Linked DNA regions of Homo sapiens: all the other regions are linked to region 1. Evidence: chromatin contacts called from ENCODE Hi-C or POLR2A ChIA-PET data. All regions are on one chromosome and are shown on one strand. Each heading gives the region's core, a stretch centred on a gene start or an enhancer-like site at or near the end of the contact. The rest is flanking DNA. Distances are from core to core; before and after follow the strand shown.

Evidence for each region. Hi-C counts contacts between places; a loop is a spot of excess contacts on that map. ChIA-PET counts read pairs that join two places held with the same protein, here RNA polymerase II (POLR2A). Pooled maps may share reads with other maps.
Region 2: a pooled map shows a loop between it and region 1 (2.3-fold over the local background). The contact joins the promoter of SERTAD2-AS1 here to the enhancer-like site in region 1. A Hi-C loop is called at or near these places in 1 of 50 pooled maps. POLR2A ChIA-PET finds 5 or more read pairs at or near these places in 2 of 52 experiments (H1 and activated CD4-positive, alpha-beta T cell).
Region 3: a pooled map shows a loop between it and region 1 (3-fold over the local background). The contact joins the promoter of LINC02579 here to the enhancer-like site in region 1. A Hi-C loop is called at or near these places in 1 of 50 pooled maps. POLR2A ChIA-PET finds 5 or more read pairs at or near these places in 2 of 52 experiments (A549 and T-cell).

Annotation. Positions count from the first base shown.
Region 1 is chr2:65,299,347-65,304,092 of GRCh38, forward strand. No RefSeq gene overlaps it. Among named protein-coding and RNA genes, the nearest start is that of ACTR2, 74 kb to the left of the region's middle. RefSeq lists an enhancer at 1,484-1,593. Within about 2 kb of position 1,970, at least 29 of the 41 ENCODE cell types and tissues checked have a DNase peak (open chromatin) inside an H3K27ac peak, as active enhancers do.
Region 2 is chr2:64,635,638-64,640,426 of GRCh38, forward strand. SERTAD2-AS1 (SERTAD2 antisense RNA 1) reads left to right here and starts at 1,287. Exons shown (of 2, transcript XR_940172.3): 1 at 1,287-4,789. It overlaps SERTAD2 (SERTA domain containing 2), which reads right to left. Exons shown (of 2, transcript NM_014755.3): 2 at 1-1,238. The coding sequence starts at 1,234. The coding sequence ends at 290.
Region 3 is chr2:64,603,902-64,608,752 of GRCh38, forward strand. It overlaps LINC02579 (long intergenic non-protein coding RNA 2579), which reads left to right and starts at 3,411. Exons shown (of 4, transcript NR_034023.1): 1 at 3,411-3,519. LOC105374773 (a long non-coding RNA gene) reads right to left here and starts at 3,338. Exons shown (of 7, transcript XR_007086343.1): 1 at 3,127-3,338; 2 at 2,236-2,340. RefSeq lists enhancers at 2,164-3,363, 2,879-2,928, 3,646-4,147, 4,148-4,647.

The DNA.
Region 1 (4,746 bases), core at 720-3,219:
ATTTATTTTTCACTTACTCATTCACCCCCGACTCAGGGAACTCCCCTGTCAGCTGTCCTCCCTATGGTGACTCAGTGACCCAATCTGCTTTCATCTTGTGGCTTGCCACCTCAATGTGTGGCCTCTAGAACTGCCCCGGGGGAGGGGCACATCGCTGGGACAGGGTATGGAGGATGCAGGCAGATCACACACTGACCCTCAAGTGTCTCACCCCGGTCACTTACAGCCCACTGGCCAGAATTATTCACGTGGCCACGCCTAACTGCAAGGGACTTGGAATGGCAGGGAGGGGTCTCCTGGATAGTCTTGAGCAGTATGTGTCTCTGCCAAGCTCCTAGGCTGGTGGGGCTGGCAAATACGGGCTGCTTTAAGCAGGGGAATGACCACAGGTCTGTGGGGAGGTTGTTAACAGTAGATTTGGGGACCAATATTAGCTTTTAGGTGCTACCCAATTGCTAATTCATCTGCAGGGGTCACTTATTTTTCCTAACCATCTTACTGTAGAATAAAACACACATACACAGAAAACCTCACAAAACAAATGTAGAGTTTAAGCTGAGTAAATAAATGCCTCCGAAGGCAAGAAGGAATTAATCGTTTTAGTTTTTGGACTCAGTGCTGTATTTTGCCATAGCATTTCTAACATAGCTTTGGAAAAGTGAAGTTTTGAATTTCAGAGGTATAATATTCCACTTTTAAACAGAGGGCTGTCTAACCTCGACAGCGAACTTGCAATCTGCCTGTGACCAAGGAGTGAGGAAGTCCTCCCCTCTCACAGTAAATGTTAGGTTGGAAGGTGGGGTTCCTGGGGCCGGCCAGCCAGTGGCCTGGGAAGCAGCTGAGAGCCTCTCCCCATTTTCCCTAACTGTGGACTTGGTTTCTGGATCATCCTGCTTCTTAGGCCCTGGTGCTTCAAGAGAAAGTTGAATTGGCCCCGAGAGGCCACCACACCCACCGTGTGGTCCCTCCTCCAGGCCAAGCTGCAGCCTGGAGGTCAGCCTGACCCTCGGGGACTCCCAGCTCTGGGCAGAAGCCTCATCGTCCCTGCCAAGGTATGTGTCAGCCTCAAGGCAGCACACAATGTTTTGGTAACTTGCAGAGGCTGAATCCTAGAAAGACCGCGTGTTCCTGGCCGCTGGACGCTGGCCTTGGTGATGCTCGCCCCCGTCCCGGAAGCCCGATGCACCTGCTGGGAGTCAGCACCGGGCCGGGCCTTCCAGCCAGCTCTGCCAGCACATATTTCTAGGCTCAAGTCAGACTTGGGAAAGCATGGCCCTCTCCTGGCTCCACATCCTGCTCCCCCTGCACCCATGGAGCAGCTGACCCAGTTTTTGGTAGAAAAATGAAAATCTTTACCAGTCAGATGAGAGGAGAGGAAGCAAATGCCACGCTGCCCTAATTTAGCCCAGACACAACCCTCCTTCTGAGGAAGGGATGAGGAGCTTGGGCCTTCTCACTCTCTCTTTTCAGAGCATTTGGAACAAACTCCCAAAATACCAGAGGCTGAGTGCAAACCTCCTTTGCTGTCATCAAGAGGGAGGATGAATCATGCAAAACACGCAATTTCTATCATCCCAAAATACTGCACATATACTTACATTTAGTGTCATTTTACATGTGCGAGGTATTTTTTTAAAAAATTCTTTTCTCTTTCACTCCTTTTTTTTTTTTTTGCTAAACCAAAAACACCAGCTGTAAAACCCACTGCTTCCTTCCCCGCCAAGTCTGCAGTGGCAGGAGGCGGCGGCAGCAGACAGCAGGGCCCCCTGTGCTCTGAGTCAGGCCTCCCTCTCAGTGGCTCCCTGCCTGCAAAACAAACTTAAAAGCTGGTGAATGGGACGTAGGGGCCCGCAAGCATGCAGGGAGGCCTAAAATATTTGCAGAGGCACACACTGTTCGCAGAATGAAAGGCCACTATGTAAATATCTGGGCCCCGGGTGAGGCGAGGCATTCTGAAAGTGGCTTTTCTGTTAGTCGCATCAAGCCAGCGAGGAAGCAAAGGCATTCATTCAAAAACATCACGCAGGAGCCACACCACAACTTCCTGGCCCCAGAGGGTAGACTCGAAAGGGACCACAGCCCTGAGGCCTGAGTTTCAACCTTTCTCCTTCGCTGCACGTTTCACAGGATGGTTCTGTGACAGCCGACAATGTCAGCTTTTAGGGATAGGCAGACAGGATTGATTTTCTCTCCTTTGGCAGGGAAAAGGCTTTTTTGGAAGACACTCAAAAGGCAACCATAGTTACTGATGGAGCATGGCAAGCATGAGACAGAGGCAGCTATTACCCAGGCTCGACAAAAGAGGAAAAAACGTGGGATGGATTTTGCAACAAGCCCCAAATGTTGATTCCAAGGACCCGAGGATGAGTGTAGAAGCGGAGCAGGCACACCTGACACCCCTCGCGGCATCCCCTTCAGATTCCCGGGAAGTCTCACAGAGACATGAAACCTGGCATCAGCTCCCTGACCAAGATGAGACCATGAACCAGTCAGAATGTTCACGAATCACATTGTCCTGGGGATGCATTTAGAACATTCTTGGATTTCACACCATTCATGTTGCCCCCTCTGAGCCAGAATGGGGCAGACAGCCCCAGGAAGGAAGGAAGGAAATAGTTTTGTTTCACTCAATCTCTGTCAGTGGATAGCCTTCCACTTGGGCAGGAATTATCGTCTAGGTCAGACAGAACCCAGTTTCATCTTCTCTATCCTCCTCTCTCCAAAGCAACAAAGACTGCAATTTCCAGCATACAACAAAGAGAGGGAGAGAGAGAGAGAGAGAGAGAGAGAGAGAGAGAGAGAGAGAGAGAGCGAGCACTAGCTGAAGACACACATCATCTTTTTCAGGTGTTTAATTGCTAGAGGAAGTATCTTCAACAGTGGTAGAAAGGGGAGGGTGCTAAGAGTGGCCGCTCAAAGAAGCGATGTAAACTACATTTGATTCTCTGGTTTAATCAGAGATTTTAAGAGCTGAGCAGAAGATCCAACTGTAGGCTGGCTCAGAAATACCCCAGATAATGCTCACCAGGCATGAACATCTGAGCTAGACGGGCATAGATCCACAAGCGGAAGCTGCCAGCACCCAACTGGGAGGCTTAGGACAAGGCATTTGCCTTGTCTGATGGCCAAGGTCAAGCCTGGATAGAGGGCTCTCCATGCAATGGAAAAAATACCAACAAGGGGCCAGAGAAAAGAGAGTAGAGCCTGAAGGGGAGAAAACTGCCCTCAAGGGCCAGAGGTAGCAGGTCTCTCTGAACATTACTACTCTACAAGAAACAGAGGCTCATCTTAGATGACTGCAATTTAGGGTCCTCTGAATGACACAAGAAGATATGGCTTCAACGGAACTGGCCTAAGAAGGAAGGGGAATGACAAAACAGTCTAAGACGAGATACAAAGGGAGCTGTCTAAAATAAGAAGGCAATACAAAGTAACCAAAAATAGAAGACCAGAGTCAAAGCTGCAGTTGAAGGGAATGAGAGCAGAATTGACTACAAAACAGCCTGTTAACCAAGAGAGGAAGAGGCCACACACTTTGTTCTCAGGATCTCTGTACACTCTTAAAAATTACTAAGGAGGCCGGGCACAGTGGCTCACGCCTATAATCCCAGTACTTTGGGAGGCCAAGGTGGGAGAGTTGCTTGAGCCCAGGAGTTTGAGGTTAGTGTGCTACGATTGCACCACTACACTCCAGTTGGGGAGACAGAGGGAGACCTTGCTTCAAAAAAAGAGAAAGAAATAACTACATTTGCCAAATAAAAAATATTTTAGAGAACAGAAATACTGGCTTATATTTTGAAAACCTTTAATTAATAGAAGACAGCTGGATTCTCATATCTGCTTCTGAGTTCAATCTGTTGTAATGTGTTGTTTTGATTGAAGTATATGAAGAAAACCTGACCTTAGACAGATATGTTGTTGGAAAAGGGAAGAGAGTTTAATAGTCTTTTGAGAGATCCTTGTAGGTAGTCTTCTTTGATACTCTGCCAAAACTCATAGGTAATAATTTCTTAAAGGTTAGTCGTGGGAGGTTGGGTGCAGTGGCTCATGCCTGTAATCCCAGCACTTTGGGAGGCCGAGGCAAGCAGATAACCTAGGGTCGGAAGTTCAAGACCAGCCTGGCCAACATGGCAAAACCCCTTGTCTACTAAAAATACAAAAATTAGCTGGGTGTGGTGGCAGGTGCCTGTAATCCCAGCTACTCGGGAGTCTGAGGCATGAGAATAGCTTGAATCCAGAAGGTGGAAGCTGCAGTGAGCTGAGATCGCACCACTGCACTCCAGCCTGGGTGACAAGAGCGAAACTCCGTCTCCAGGAAAAAGAAAGGTTAGTTGTGGAATCTAAAACCACATCACTTGGTTACATCAAAATTCATTATGGGGGCTGGGCGCAGTGGCTCACGCCTATAATCCCAGCACTTTGGGAGGCCAAGGCAGGAGGATCACTTCAGGTCAGGAGTTCGAGACCAGCCTGGGCAACATGGGGGAAACTCTGTTTCTACTAAAAACACAAAGATTAGCCAGGCATGGTGGTGTGTGCCTATAGTCCCAGCTACTTGGGATGCTCAGGCACGAGAGTCGCTTGAACCCGGGAGTCAGAGGCTGCAGTGACCCAAGATCACACCACTGCATTCCACAGCCTGGGCGGCAGAGTGACACTATCTCAAAAAAACAAAACAAAGCAAAACAAAACAAAACAAACAAAAAATACTAAAACAAAAACCCAACGTTCATTATGGGCCTTTCA
Region 2 (4,789 bases), core at 37-2,536, 660 kb before region 1:
AACTGTTTATTTTTGTCATTCAACATTGCAACATTGTCTTCAAATGGATTCTTTCCTATACCAGGGTAGTAGGTCTCTGAGGAACCACTCAAAAAAGTGTATTAAAAGTGGTCATACTTGGATGAAGGCACTCCAACTCTGCTCAAAGCAAAAACTAGTGTGATCCTGTTGTAAAATTTTCTTTTTCTCTGAAAAAGGCAAGCAAGGGTGCATGCACAGTGTGGAGAACTGTCAGGGTTATGGGAACGCTCTGGGGTCTGGGTGGGCATAGTCGCTGGGTCCCTGGGTCTTAGGACCCAACAAGCACCTCCATGATGTGGTCCAGCTCTGTGAGGTCCATTTTGAAAGGCTGACTTGGGGTGACAGGCTGACTGCTGTAAGGAGCCAGAGTTTTGAGGAGGTCGTCGGCAGACACAGGGGCCATTTTTGAGGCTGTCCCTGATGAGGAAGTGCAGGGGTCAAAATCATACATGGACGTATCAATGTCAGCAAACAGGATGTCATCCAGGGTCAAGTCTGTCAGGAAACCCGTGGACGTCGTTATTTCAAAATTCCCAGGCAGAGAGTCCATCAGTTTTGAGTCATCTGCGCGGCTCTCTTGAGGACCGTCGAGTTTCTGGGTGCCAGCCTCGCTGGAGGTCCCTTTCACACTGTCAGTCGCAGCCGTGGCCGCCTCTGTGGAGGTAGATGTGGGACAGAGCTCCTCGATCTCGTCCAAGGCAGAGGAGAAACTGTCCTTTTCTGGCAAGAGGGCTGGAGGTGACAGTTTGGTGGGAGCCGTGGGCTGCATGGCCTGGGAGGTGCAAAACGTGTCATCGTCGTCCTCGAGCAGTGAGGCCGGGGTGAGGCAGGCCTCCAGGGGCGTAGTGCTTCCGAGGTCGCAGGGGTGGGAGGACGGGGACGCCAGGTGGCTGAAGGCCGGCGGGGCCTCTCGGTAGCTGTCGCTGGGCTCGGTGGTGGGCTGGGAGGAGGGGGTGAACATGGGCCTCAGGCTGCCTTCCTGTTTGAGTTCCTCCTGGATCCGCCTCAACATGTTGTTAATTAAAACGGTCTTTTGCAAGCTGGGCTCTGTCAGGGGCCTGTGGTTATAGAGTTTCATAAGGGAAATGTTGAAGATAGTCTGGCGCTGTAAGGTGTAAGACACCTTGGATGGACCGTCACAGGGAGACACGATTTTGCCTTCCAGCCCATCTTCATGCTCATCAAACTTCCGTTTTCCTCCTTTACCCAACATATATCTGCAGAGGGGAGAGAGAGGAAATGGCATTAATCACATGAAAGCTGATTTCTCCCATAAAAAAAGAGACTGATTTAGAGGGCAGGACTTGGACCTCAGTTTCCTGCCCAGGGTTATTTACAAGTACACGTGGATTAATTAGGGGTGGGAGGAAGGAAGACCTTTTACAATAAGAGAGAGTTAGAAAATCCACCTTTGTATGCCTGTGGAGCAATTTTTATCACTAGGTAGTCTGGTGAGTGTATTTCTTGAGAAATGTGTACGACACAGACAAGTTAAGAATTACCATGGAAACCATGATTTTGACTTTCTCAGCTCATGTGCTTGTGTTCGCATGCCTAAGATTATCATGCAGGTTCGATTTCCCTCCCCCACGTAGATTTATTTTTAAAGCCCAAGAAAACACTTACAATGCTATGACCTAAACAGATACAGGTGTCATAGATTACAGCTTGAGCACTTCTTAAAGGATTAAAAGAACCAAGTTAAAGAAAGGTAACATGTATAATTTGGGTAGAACTGTGTGTGCTTTCAAAATGCTTTTCCTTCCTCATTAAGCACGGAGTCTTTCTGCCTGGTTGGGGACATGTGGTGAAGCACTGCACCTGTGTTAAATGACCACAGTGACTGAGCCGCCGCCACTTTTCATTTAGAATCAAGGGGAGGAATGCGTATGTCCCAGCCTAAGTTCTTCCTTGGCTCAACTTCATCCACACACAGTTATGTTTGAAGACAACTGGATTAATTTTGAAGTAATTAGCTCTGATTATAAGCATTGCTGTTTGGGTACTCGAGACATTTCCTAACAAACTACCTCCTGTGATTCCAGAGATACATGCATATTTTGAGGAAACCATGACCTCATATCTCAGACCCTGAGAATCTGGTAATGGGTTGAATTTTAAAACTGCAGCCAGGAACTCCTGCCCCATCTTGCCTGCTGCTCACAGGCCAGGCTGTGTCCTCTCTTGCTCTGGCCTTAGTGAATACATTTTATCAACTGGTTGTCACCTTCTGGGGAGTGGGCCTTCCAACTTTCCAAGATCATGTGACATCGTCACAACCTCCTTTCAGAACTTCTACTGTCTAAACAGAACAATCTCAAGTTCATTAGCCTTTGCCTCAAAGATCTCACTTTCTAACCATTTAACAAGAAACCTGTCTTTTGGTGTTCGGACCAGGATCGTGGTTCGAATGAAGCCAGGCCCATGCTTGCTCCCTCACCGTCCCCGCCTCCAGCTACAGCACTCTCAGGGACTCCTGCTAATCCTGTCCTCAGTGTGACTCACTCTCATGTCTTCATATACAGGCAACTGCTTTGTAGTTATTCAATTTCTCTTCTAAATGCCACTTACCTTTTAATGAACTGCTTCAGCTGATTGATCACACCTCATTCAATCCTTTAATAACTTATCCACATCTACACTGTCATAGGCATTTGGCCAGGCCCAGTGGGGAGTCCCACATGAACACCCTGGCCTTCAAGAGGCTAAATAGCCCCTCCTACACCTGATCACCATTTTGAATTTCAAGTCTCGACCTAAAGAAATAAGGCTAAATGGAATATAAACTTCACAGAACTTCTTTCTCATACTTTGTCACAAAGCAGGCCATGCTGCCCTCAAGGCCAGTATACAGGTAGACATGGAGCCTGCCACTTGGGGTAACCGTCTTACCTCATGTCTCATGAGGTCTCCAGAAGAGACAGATGAACAAGCTGCGACCTATCAACATCAGAATCGGCTTGAGATTTGTTAATACTTATGAAGAATGTGGAGTTACTTGCATGAAACATTTCCCCTCATTTTGTTAACATTTAAAAAATGGCTGTCAATGTCAATCACAATGACCAGTCCAGTAATTAATTGTTCTTCAGGGCAATAAAGGTTATGATAGTAACAGTTGGTTTGTCTAATACTTCAAGTGATAGACATATTTCCTACTGTTTAGTGCTAAAATTCTCATCTGTGTATTTACTTTGCATAGAACATTTCCTATCTAAAGTATCTGTTTAAACTTGAAGGTGAATCAGAGTGGAGGTGGTTTCATCTCATATTGCAAAACGTTTTCTACTTCATGCATGAGAGGTACTACTGGACAACTGGGTTTTGAAACATAACTGTATTCACAGGTATGCTATTGGTATTTGCTTATAATTTAAGCATTTAAATACTTATAGAAAAATTTCACTTTTGCTAAAGAGCTAAGTGCATTTAATTCTCATATAAAGTTCTAAGATTTATGTTATGTTATAATGTGATCATGGCAACATACTTAAATGTGTGAGTACACAGATACATACACACTCTAAAATAGTGTTTCTCAAAGTGTGGCCACAGATGGTGCCTGTCTGCGAACTGTTACTGGTCCACGATGAGGTATGTAGAGAGAGACATTTTATTATTTAGAAACTTCTACAGCAAATTTACACAGTAACTGTTATGTCTGTACATGGAATTTTTAAAATGGGGCTTCTATTTTCCATAACTTTGTATTTTTATTTCATTTTATGATAATTATTTTTATTGTGTCTTACTGAAGTCTGTGAAAGATTGGGGGGCCAGGGAACCAAGAGAGCCCCTAATCACAGAAAGCTTGAGAAGCACTGTCCGTAAGTGTAAAACAAAATACAACCGAAAACAAACTAGCTTATTGCCACTGTGGATTTTTATCGGTTTTCTGGAGGAGAGGTAACATTTAGGGAAGATGGTGTAGACTCTTCTTACAGTCATCAATGCAGAATTGTCTTTTTAAAGACTTGTTACTAGAACAAACAACAGGGCTTTTTTAATACTGCATTTTTCTAGAAATAATCACTGAATCTACAGAATTCACCTATTTAAAAAGTATACAGGCCATGCAAAATATTATAGGCATTTAGTAGAATTCCCATAGCTGAAAGAGATCTTTGGAGATATTTTCAGAAGGATTTCAATGTGAGAAGCACCTAATTTCCAATTAGAATGATCCAGCTGGCCAGAGCTGTGTGCTAATCCTAATGATTTAGAGAAAGCCTGATAAGACATCTGTAATGCTGCCTGGAAGGGGAGGGCAGAGGGCTCGGTAAGCAAAACCTGTAAGCAGGAACAGACACACACACCAAATCTTGGATGCACCTCAGAGGTGTGAATACGGACCCCTGATGAAGTGTACCTCAAGGCAGTTTTGCCACCATTTCTCTGTTTTGTATTATAAGGCAAAACTGACTCCACACACCCAGTAAGATTGTAAAATGCATATAATCTTGATTTTTAATCCTAATTCTATCTAAGCTGTTACAGAAAGGAATACAATGCAACATAATAAAAAGTGAAGTCATTTTCCTTAAGTTTGCCTGACACACTGCAGTAACATTACAATGAGCATATTCAGAAGAGGCCTCCAACTCCTAGAGGGGGAGGGCAGTGGGAACTCTCACTCTCAGGGCTTTGTGTAACAACCACCTCCTTAAGCAGGGCCCAATTTAAAGGAGAAAAGACACGACATGCCCTCAAGAACCGGAGGGCAAGAAGCCAGGCGCATCAGCCCCTCCAGGCCTTTCTGGGCCTGGCT
Region 3 (4,851 bases), core at 2,161-4,660, 690 kb before region 1:
AACTTTTATTTTAGATTCAGGGGGTACATGTACAGACTTGTTACCTGGGCATATTGTATAATGCTGAGGTTTGGGGTATAAATGATCCTGCCACCCAGCTGGTGAACACAGTATGCAACAGTTAGTTTTTCAACCCTTCCCCTTCTCCCTCCCTCTCCTCTCTAGTAGTCTCTGGTATCTATTGTTGCCATCTTTATGTATGTCCATGAGAACCCAATGTTTAGCTCCCACTTATGTGAGAACATGTAGTATTTGGTTTTCTGTTCACATTAATTTGCTTAAGATTATGGCTTCCAGCTCCTCCTAGGTTGCTGCAGAGGACATGATTTCATTCTTTTTTATGGCTGCACTTTTATTTTTCATTACATGGCTTTTTTGAAGAGATCAGGCTAGTCGTCTTGTAGAATGTCCCACATTCTGGATTTATCTGATTGTCTCCTCCTAGTGTCATTTAGCTTGTCCCTCTATCCCCTATGCTTCCTCTCATGGTATCCATAAGCATGGGGGTGCTCAACAACCTCGTCATCCAGAAACCCCCAGCAGTGGGAACTGACCCTGTGGGTCATCACTCCTACTGGGCTATCCCAGCCCCATCAGGATTGGTCACCTGGTGCCTGGTCCTCCTTCCTCACAGGGGCCTTTCTCAGACCTGTGCTGAACTCCCTCCCTCCCCGCTTCAGCCTCTGCTGGAAGAAGCCTTTCCTGACCATTCACTGAAAGTGTGCCCCCCAACCTTCTCTAGATCCCAGCCTACTGTATTTTTCTTCTTATCACACCATATCATCCAATATATATTTACTGTTTATTTTGTGTTCTCTGTCTCTCCTGCCAACACTGTAAACTTAATTAGGACAGCGACCATTATTGCCACAATCACTACTGTATCCCCAGTGCCTAGAACAGCTTCTCATACAAAGAAGGCACCTCATAAACCTTGAATGAATGAGCGTATGAATGAATGGGCCCTATGGCTAATAATCCAATTCTAAGTATACCATCTACCCCAAGTAATATTGCTTGAGGGAATCATCTTCCCAGAAACACATACAAAATTCTGAAACTACACTTAACATTAAGCAGGGGAAAAACCACATCATCTATGAACAGCAACAAAGTCTCCCTGTGCAAGTTGTCTGGTCTTCCAGCCCTCAGGCCCACCCCGCCCTCTCCACCAGACTTTGGGCAACTCCTGGATCACTCAACCCAGGGTGAATCCAGGGCCGCTTAGCCATAAATACCATTTAGTCTCACTCAGCAAATATGAGCCCTATGAATTATAGCACTTGGCTTGGAGGATGATTTCTTTTGTCTGATTTTTTTCTAAGTCGAGTCTACTTTTTTCCTCCTTTTTCTTTCTTAGCCTTCAAACGCTGAACAAATTCTGCATTCAACTCCCAGCCAAGTTTTGTAGCTTGGAGCTGGCACTGAGCCAGAGGGCCCGGGCAGAGGAATCAAGGAGAGTCCCCGGAGCCAGGGTGGAAGCTGGGGTACAACCCACTGATGAGCAAAGGAGCAGGGCTAGCTTGTGTTTTGTTGGGATCAAACCAACAAATGAGACATGGCACAGTGCACCATCTAAAATGGAGCTTCTCACCCTGGCTCCCAGGGAGCCCAGGAACCCCCTGAAACTGTGTGCAACATCTTGTGAATATTTGCTTCCAAGCACCTTTCTGGGGAGAGGGTCTGTAGCTTTCATCAGTTTCCCAAGGGAGTTTGTGACATCCTCACTCCACCCCCAAAAAGAAGGGTAAGAAAAACACAGTGTCTGGCAGCTTTTCGGATACAGGATCAAAATTGTGTGAAACTCTTGCTATGCCCGCACCTCACCCAGGAGCTCAGGCTCATTTAGGAAACAAGGCCCGATTGAAGGAGGCAGGTTCGGGTTTTGTTTTATTTTCTTTTGTTGAGTTATCATTTCTTGAGAGCTTCCTGTATGCACAGCACAACATTAAGCTCTCTGACAACAACAATAATAGCTAGCTCTCAACCCAGCACTTAGCGCCAGGTCCTGTTCAAGGTGTTTTCTGTGTATTTGCTCATTGACTCTCCCAAGAGTCCTAAGAAATAGGTACCATTATTCTCATCTCACTTTACAGATGATAAAACTGAGGCACAGAAAAGGAACTTGCCCCAAAACCCACGGCAAGACAGATCTGAACCCAGGGGGTCTGGCTCCAGGCCCATGTGCCTATAGGACCCCTCAAGCTCTGTTATTTCATTGGAACCTACACTTACCTCCAAAGTATGTAGTCTTGTTTTCTCCGTTCTACAGGTGATAACACTGAGGTTGAACAACTTGCCCAAGGTCACCTCATGCTTTACACACCTGTCACTGTGAGACTGACAACCAGAGAACAGTCAAAGGAATTCAGAGGGGGTCATTTCAGGAAGGGGAGACAGGGGAAGAGTCAAGCAGGGGCGGTGGGAATCTGGGAGGTCATGGAGCTCAAGTGTGTGTGCCTGAAAAACCGCTCCCCGAGTGCTGAGGAGCAGCCAAGCCTCCTTCCAGAGCCCTCAGCCCAGGAGAGGTGGCTTACAGTCCCACAGGTGGAGGAGGAGCCTTAGGCTCAAGGTTAACACCCACTCTCCTTCCCTGTTCTGCATCACAGTCACGGGGGTCACCCAAGGAGTGCCTTGTATGGTAGAGAGAGATTAACAGGGCAGCCTCCCAGCAGTCCCCACCCCAACCCTGCTCCCTGGGCCAGCTGTCCCGCTGTCATTGACCCGGTCCCTATTTACAGTTCAGTAGCAGAGGCCTATGACTCAGGGACAGAGGGAATTCCCACGGTGCCAGGCCTCAGGCCATGTGGAGAGTGGCTCATTAAGAGCCACGGCACAGCGATTACCTCCAGAGAGGCGTGTGAGCAGGTACCTTGGAAGCTCTGTTTCTCATGTTTCTAAAGATCGCCAAGGTGTTGTGTTCTGAGTAATAATGAATTGCCTTCATTATTCACACGCACAACCTGCACCACCGCCCACAAAGGCCTTGGACACTCCTGCTGAAGAGGTCAAGTCAGCCCTCTGGTCCCAGCTCTCCCATTGACTGGCTGGTGGGTGTCAGCCTAAGAGCCGTATGGACTTCGTCAGTGCCGGAGTGTGAGGCCCTTTGTATTTTGGAGCCATTACCAGAAAGCAGAGCCTCCAGTAGACCTTTTTCAAACTTTCTGTGTGGTTTGCACGTTCGTCCACTGTACCGAGGTAGCATTTCTTCTCATTATGACTCCTGGGGCTGTCCGCCTGCCTCCGGTTCCCAAAACCCTGTGGGTGTGGAAGCTGTGAGGTAAGCAGAACATGGCCCAGCCCCCGGGCCCTGCTGATTGGTTCAGAAGTGGACCTCTGGCGCAGGCCCCTCCAACCACAACATCCTGAGCTCTTGGCAACAATTGTTTGGTGACGGCCTCAGCTTTTAACTAGAATTTTGGAGAAAAGCTGCAGTGTGTCTTTAACTTGTTAAGCTTGGGAGCTGCTATCGGAGAGTCTTGCATTCTGGGCCCAGCCACATCCCTGCTCTTGGTAAAGGTTAGTTATTTACCTTTAGTTAATTACCTTTACCAAAATTATTTGAGCAAAAAATAAATTATATACATGCACACGCGTGCACACACACACACACCCATACATATGTCTTTAAACTACTTAGAGGGGCGTTCCTGCCACTTGCAACCAGCCTGTCATATATACTTCTCTGAACCATCTGGACATTTTGCAGGAGGTTCCCTTTCTGCAGAGGGACAAAGGGGTTGGCTGGGGAGAACATGAAGGCCTTTGGGTTAATGTGTTGGAAGCTGCCGCCAAGCTTGTAAATGAAAAGCATCTTTGAACTCATTGAGTAAACGTATAGGAAAGTGGATTTAAATTGAACGTCATCTGCCTACCGTCTTGGAAGCACATGTGTATGGCCCCAAAGCTAAAGGCTGCTAGACTTCTGCACAGGAGCTTGCGGCCTGGTGGTAGTCACTTCCCTTGGCGGGGCTTCCAGGGGTCCAGCAGCCTCACCTGACACGTGACACAGGGGCAGAGCCAAGCAAAGCTTCAGCCTCCAGTGCGAGGTGCAGCCACAGCTATCTCCTGCCCAGCTGGATTTTCCAGTCCTGCCGGCACGTTCCTTCCTGTTCCTTCCCTCATCCTTTGGCAAACAGATATCTGCAAACTCAGGCACCCAGAGAGTGAGGGGATTCCCATGGGGCCCTTCCGTGGTATAGGCTCTTGGGGCTCTGCCAGCCTGCTCTTAGAGGCCGGGACTGGTGGGCTAGGCTGGCAAAGCTATCCTCCATGCCCCGCTCTCCTCCCTCCTGTCTTCCTTTCCTCCACCCACCTCGCAGCCCCTGGCCTGCCTTTACTCCCAGCTCTCCTCCCTGAACCAGACCCGCTCCACCCTCTGCCACTTACACCTTTAAGGTGGACAACTGAGCTGGAAGGAGCCTCAGAAACCATCCCCATCCAATCCAGTTCCTTTCCAGAAGGAGAAACTGAGGACAGGGAGGCGAAGTGAGCTGTTAAAAGTCACCATCTAAGGAGCTGTGCTGGGGATAGAACACGGGTGGCTACGCCGGGCATGGTGGTGCGCACCTGCAGTCCTGGCTGCTGGAGAAGCTGAGGCGGAAGGATCGCTTAAGCCCCGGAGTTCGAATCCAGCCTGGGCAAGGGGCGAGATCTTCCTTTCTTAAAAAAAAGGAAAAAAAGGGCCAGGCGAGGTGGCTCACGCCTGTAATCTCAGCACTTTGGGAGGCCAAGGCGGGCGGATCACTTGAGGTCAGGAGTTTGAGAGCAGCCTGGCCAACATGGTGAAACTCCGTCTCTACTAAAAATACAAAAATATTAGCCGGGCGTGGTGGCGCATGCCTGTAATCC